2 separate regions of the Homo sapiens genome follow, and region 2 is linked to region 1. A link is an interaction called in ENCODE POLR2A ChIA-PET data of the cell type or tissue named here. Cell type or tissue: Panc1. All regions are shown on one strand. Links, peaks and the distances in the headings refer to the core of each region. The heading gives the core; the rest is flanking DNA. Region 1 overlaps VSTM1 (V-set and transmembrane domain containing 1). Region 2 overlaps CACNG6 (calcium voltage-gated channel auxiliary subunit gamma 6).

The links. ChIA-PET counts read pairs that join two places held together with the same protein. Peaks named below come from ENCODE experiments on the same cell type or tissue, not always from the same donor. Only the 100,000 strongest peaks of a DNase experiment are listed, where the experiment ranks them.
Region 2: POLR2A ChIA-PET joins it to region 1 with 8 read pairs; 5 of 35 experiments call an interaction of 5 or more read pairs at or near these places.

Annotation. Positions count from the first base shown.
Region 1 is chr19:54,055,148-54,058,057 of GRCh38, forward strand. The region is part of intron 3 of VSTM1 (V-set and transmembrane domain containing 1); the gene reads right to left. Among named protein-coding and RNA genes, the nearest start is that of VSTM1, 7.3 kb to the right of the region's middle. In Panc1, for the core only: no CTCF peak of the experiment used is centred there; no DNase peak of the experiment used is centred there.
Region 2 is chr19:53,993,701-53,996,610 of GRCh38, forward strand. All of the region lies in intron 1 of CACNG6 (calcium voltage-gated channel auxiliary subunit gamma 6), which reads left to right. Among named protein-coding and RNA genes, the nearest start is that of CACNG6, 3.5 kb to the left of the region's middle. In Panc1, for the core only: no CTCF peak of the experiment used is centred there; no DNase peak of the experiment used is centred there; H3K27ac peaks cover 2,500 bases.

The DNA.
Region 1 (2,910 bases), core at 297-2,796:
TACCTGCACCGTGCCTCCCATACTTTTCCACACAATGGGATCTCTTAGCCCCACAATCCATTATTTGCCATTCCTACATCCCTCATAGAGCACTGGACACTCTTTCTGGCTTTCCTTCTCTGGCATAATGAAATATAAATTTTCATTTATGTCTGAATAGCAACTGTGAAGCTCATTGTTTTTGTGACACCGGGGAGGTCACCTAATCTCTATGAGCAAAAAGAAGTTAGTAACACAACCACCCTCATAGGAAGTGAAGACTGAATGAGTTAGTGGAGGCAAGTTACCTGTCGTGGAGACAGGAACATAGAAAATGCTGGATACATGTCAAATGCCAGTGTTATCACTCTATCCTCACCTGTCACCCAGATCTCCAGCTTGTTGCTGGGGAAGGAGGCCAAGTGTGATGAGTTGCTCAGGTAATACACACAGCTGTAGTTTCCACTGTCATTACTTGTCACGTTCCAGAGCATGAAATCAGTCTGGTTTTTTCTTACTTGCCTGACTTGTAATGGTTCTGGGATCCCCATTTTCAACAGAGCAATTACAATACATTCGGTTCCATTGTATGGAGTGAGACATCGAAGTGTCCTGAGACCTGGAGTCATCCCAGGGTCTACATTGACTGAGAGCAAAGGTTCTGGGAGTGATCCTGAAGAGGACAAGGCAATGGAGGTAAAGAGAAGGGCCAGGGCTTTTCCATTTTCTACTGCACTTGGGGACTATCTCATCCATCTCTCCGTATTAACCATGTCTTTCATCTTCTGCATTTGATGCTTTAACATCTTGGGGCCTTGCTGCCCTTGGTGGGACCTCCCCTCGCAGGGTTAGTTAATTTCTAGAGCCAGTAAACAACTTGTCCTCAAGGATGTCCCTCAAATGCAAGCCAATAGATCCAGAGCCCATACTCTCAACCACCTTAATTATGGGGCTCTCACACTCAAGGTCAATGTTGTCCTCTCCTAATCACCCCAGGTCCAAGAACTAGACAACCAGGGACAGCCTCTACACCCCAAAGCCAATTCTTTTTTTGTTTTTCTTTTCTTTCTTTCTTTTCTTTTCTTTTCTTTTTTTTTTTTTTTTTTTTTTTTTGAGACAGGTTCTCATTCTATCACCCAGGCTTGAGTGCAGTGGCACGATCTTGGCTCACCGCAGCCTCTGCCTCTGGGGTTCAAGCAATTCTCGTGCCTCAGCCTCCCGAGTAGCTGAAAGCACAGGTGCACACCACCACACCCAGGTAATTATTGTATTTTTGTAGAGATGGAGTTTCGCCATGTTACCCAGGCTGATGTCAAACTCCTGACCTCAGGTGATCCACCCTCCTAGGCCTCCCAAAGTGCTAGGATTACAGGCATGAACCACCACACCTGGCCAACTCTAATCTTGTTCTCCCCACAAAATACAATCAAAGCTCTGGTCCACAGTTCTTCCTCCTCCCTCTGCCCCTCATTGACCCTGGTGCTTCCCCACATACTCCCCCCAGTATAGCCTTCCTCCTCCTCTTGGGAACTGTAACAGACCATCTTTTCCATGGCAATCATCACTTGGTCTGTCAGTCTTACCATACCCCAATTTTCTATTAACTGACCATATTCTACACCACCCTCCCACATCCACATCATTGGGACCCTCTCAGAATCTCTGATGAGAATCTTGCTCCACATTCGGTTCCCATTTCCACATTGAAGGTGTTGCATCTATCCTTCTTCTTCTTTTTTTTTTTTAGACGGAGTCTTGCTCTTTCATCCAGGCTGCAGTGCAGTGGCACAATCTCAGCTCATTACAACCTCTGCCTTCTGGGCTCAAGAGATTCTCTTCCTGCCTCAGCCTCCCTAGTAGCTGGGATTACAGGCGCCTGCCACCACGCCCAGCTAATTTTTGTATTTTAAGTAGAGGTGAGGTTTCACCATGTTGGCCAGGCTGGTCTCGAACTCCCGACCTCAAGTGATCTGCCCACCTCTGCCTCCCAAAGTGCTGGGATTACAGGCATGAGCCACCGCGCCGTGCCTGGCCTGCATCTATCTTTTTGTCTCCTAGATTCCTTCTTCCCCAGCCATGTCCCACGACAGGAAAAGAAATACGTGCATCAGGCAGGCTTTGGTGACTCACGCCTGTAATCCCAGCACTTTGGGAGGCCAAGGCAGGAGGATCACCTGAGCTCAGGAGTTCAAGACCAGCCTGGGCAACATAGATCCTGTCTCAACAAGTAATTTAAAAATTAGCCAGGCATGGTGGTGCTTGCCTGTACTCCCAGCTACTTGGGAGGCTGATGTGGGAAAATCGCTTGAGCCTGGGAGGTCGAGGCTGCAGTGAATTGTGTTCATGCCACTGCACTCCTGCCTGGGTGACAGAGCGAGATTCTGTCAAAAAAAAAAAAAGCAGCCGAGCGCAGTGGCTCACTCCTGTAATCTCAGCACTTTGGGAGGCTGAGGTGGGCAGATCACTTGAGGTCAGCAGTTCGAGATCAGCCTGGCCAACATGGTAAAACCCTGTCTCTACTAAAATACAAAAATTAGCCAGGTGTGGTGGCGCACCCCTGTAGTTCCAGCTACTCGGGAGGCTGAGGCAGGTGAATTGCATGAACCCAGGAGGCGGGGGTTGCAGTGAGCTGAGATCATGCCACTGTACTCCAGCCTGGGCAACAGAGCAAGACTCCCTCTCAAAAAAAAAAAAAAGGCTGGGTGTGGAGGTTCACGTTTATAATCCCAGCCCTTTGGGAGGCCGAGGCAGATGGATCACTTGAGGTCAGGAGTTTGAGATCAACCTCACCAATATGGTACAACCTCATCTTTATTAAAAATACAAAAATTAGGCCGGGCGCGGTGGCTCATGCCTGTAATCCCAGCACTTTGGGAGGCGGAGGCAGGTGGATCACAAGGTCAGGAGATGGAGACCATCCTGGCTAACATG
Region 2 (2,910 bases), core at 277-2,776, 61 kb before region 1:
CCCCAGACTAACATGCACCCCTAGACCAGTCTATACCCCCAGACCAGCCTGCATCCTTACACCAGCCTGTGCCCTCAGATCAGCCTGCACCTCCACACCAGGCTATGGTCCCAGATGATTCTATGACCCCCAAAGTCCCTGCCCCCACACAGCCAATGTTCCCAGGCATCGCTGTGTCCCCCCAGACCAGCCTACAGCTCTAGAGAGAGCCTGTGTCACTAGAAAAATCTTGCCTGTGTCCCCAGACCCAGCCTGTGATTCCAGACACAGCTGGTGTCCTCAGATAGCCTGTGCCCACCCCAGACAGCCTGCACCCTCTGGAAGTGCCTGTGCCCTGGAGACAGCCCGTGCCCACTCTGCATGTGCCCACAGACAGCCTGTGCCCATGGAGAGACAGCCTGGGTTCCTGGTGTCAGCTTCCTCTTCCCAGCCTGGAGACAGCTTGCGCTCCCATCCTGTGAGCCCTGGGGAGACAGACGCCCACCCCAAAGCAGGATCTATGCCTGTTCCCCACCTACTGCTTCCACCAAACCAAGCTCTCACCAGACGCCTCCCAACACCCGAGGGCAGACCTTGTTCCTTCCCTGCAATGTTCTTCACTTCCTGTCCTCTCGCCTCCAAATGCCCAGACTGGACATTTCAGCGTTTCTCATTTTCTCCGAGAGACATTCCCATACTCCCTCCTTTCCCAAATCATGGCTGTTTTATCCCTGGGCATGGCAGAGAGCTGTTCCATACCTCCCTGACACGCCACGCCACGGCTTGTGCTTATACCAGGGGGACATTCTATACCCCTTGGGAACTGGATGAAATCTCCTTCTACCTCCACTGACCCATGGAAAATACCTGGCACTCCTCAGAGCCCATTTGGGCTGTCATATATTTGATCACCCATATGAGATCTCCAGCACTCTTCAGTCTCCAAAGACGGTCCTATCATCCCAGTGCCCCTCAAAGAATATGGCCTATTTTTCTGGGCTCCGTATGAGATTTCCCTCGTCCCTCACTTCTCCAGATGTGATATCTTATATGTGTAGAGTGCAAAATAGGATGTCCCAAGCCCTCGATAGGACAGTGGGATGCCAGGCCCCCCGGCTGTCTGAGCTACCCACTTGGTGTCCAGATGGGCTACCCTTGATCATTTTATTTCTGCAGATGGGCTGTCTCTGGCCCCTCAGGGGTCTCATAAAGGATGATCTCAAACTTTTGCAAAATGGGAGTCCCCAGTAATAAGAATAGTAGCTGCTTATGTAATGCCTGGTTCTCATCTCAGTGTTTTATGTACATTAACTCATCAAGCATCATAGCTAGCCTATGAGTCGTTATTATCACTCCCGTTCTAGAGAAGAGAAAAATGAGGGGGCGAGAAATCTCGGTGGCTCGGTCTATGCACCCAGGCTAGTTAGATGGAATTTGAAGCTTGGTTGCCTCTCTTCTCAACAACTGCATTATATCACATCTCACTGGTCCATCAAGAGATCCCAAAGGTCAAAGGTCCTGGGACAATGGAGGGGTGGCCCATCCCATCTCACCGCATTGTATGGGGTTCCTTGCATCCCTTGCTGTCCCCTCCATTGATCAGAAAGGACTTCAGTCTTCCAGCAGGGCCATTAACGTTATCTTACAAACCCAACCCCTCAGAGGACATCTCTCAATCTTCATTATCTCAGAGAAATATCTCACACTCACCACTGCCCATCAAAAGGCATCCCTGGCTCCCTTGGCTATAAGTATGGAATGTGGGGGTGACCCTTACCCTGCACTTTTCCAGATGGGATGTGTCATGTTTGGGGGTGGTCGAATTGGGATGTGCTAAACTATTAGTAGCCAAAAGAGGATGCCAGGCAACCTACATTGTCCCAGAAGGGCCGTCACACTTCCCTTGTGGATGTAGACCGTGTTTCCCGCAATGACTGCTTCAAAGAGCACCTGCACCCTTCGCTCAGTGACGTGAAGCACCCTTTACCTCTTTTTCTTTGAAATGGAGTTTTGCTCTTGTTGCCCCGGCTGGAGTGCAATGGCACGATCTCGGCCCACTGCAACCTCTGCCTCCAAGGTTCAAGCAATTCTCCTGCCTCTGTCTCCCAAGTAGCTGGGATTACAGGCATGCACCACAACATCCGGCTAATTTTTGTATTTTTAGTAGAGACGGGGTTTCACCATGTTGACGAGGCTGGTCTCAAACTCCTGACCTCAGGTGATCTGCCCGCCTCGGCCTCCCAAAGTGCTGGGATGACAGGCATGAGCCACCACGCGCAGCCCAGCATCCTCTACCTCTTGCTGCTGCATAAGAACTCACATATCCCACTCCTCCTGGCCGGACATCTCACCCCTTCACCTCCCCTCGGGGTACTTGGGGAGCGCCCGCCCACACCACCTCACCTGACTCAGGGATTGATTTCTTGTCCCTTCATATCCTTGTTCAAATTGAAAAGTTCAATTTTTCACATTCATGGACTGCCTGGTCCCTCTTCTATGGCCTTTACTCCTGTTATTCTCGACCTCTCTTCTCTCTTTCTGTGCCTCAGTTTCCCCATCTGTAGAATAAGAGAGTAGGTCAGGCTAGGTGAATTCTGAGGGAATTTCTGGGTCTAAAATGCACTTCAGAAAGTGCTCCCCTCCCTTCCTTCATTTCTCCTTCCTTCTCTCCCTTTCTTCCTTTTTCTGTCTTTCTTAACTTTAAAATTTCTCTCTCTCTCTTTTTTTTTTTGAGATGTAGTCTTGCTCTGTCACCCATGCTGGATTGCAGTGGTGCCATCTCAGCTCACTGCAACCTCTGCTTCCCGGGTTCAAGCGACTCTCCTGCCTCAGCCTCCTGAGTAGCTGGGATTACAGGCATGTGCCACCACTCCCGGCTAATTTTTGTACTTTTAGTAGAGATGGGGTTTCACCATATTGACAAGGCTGGTC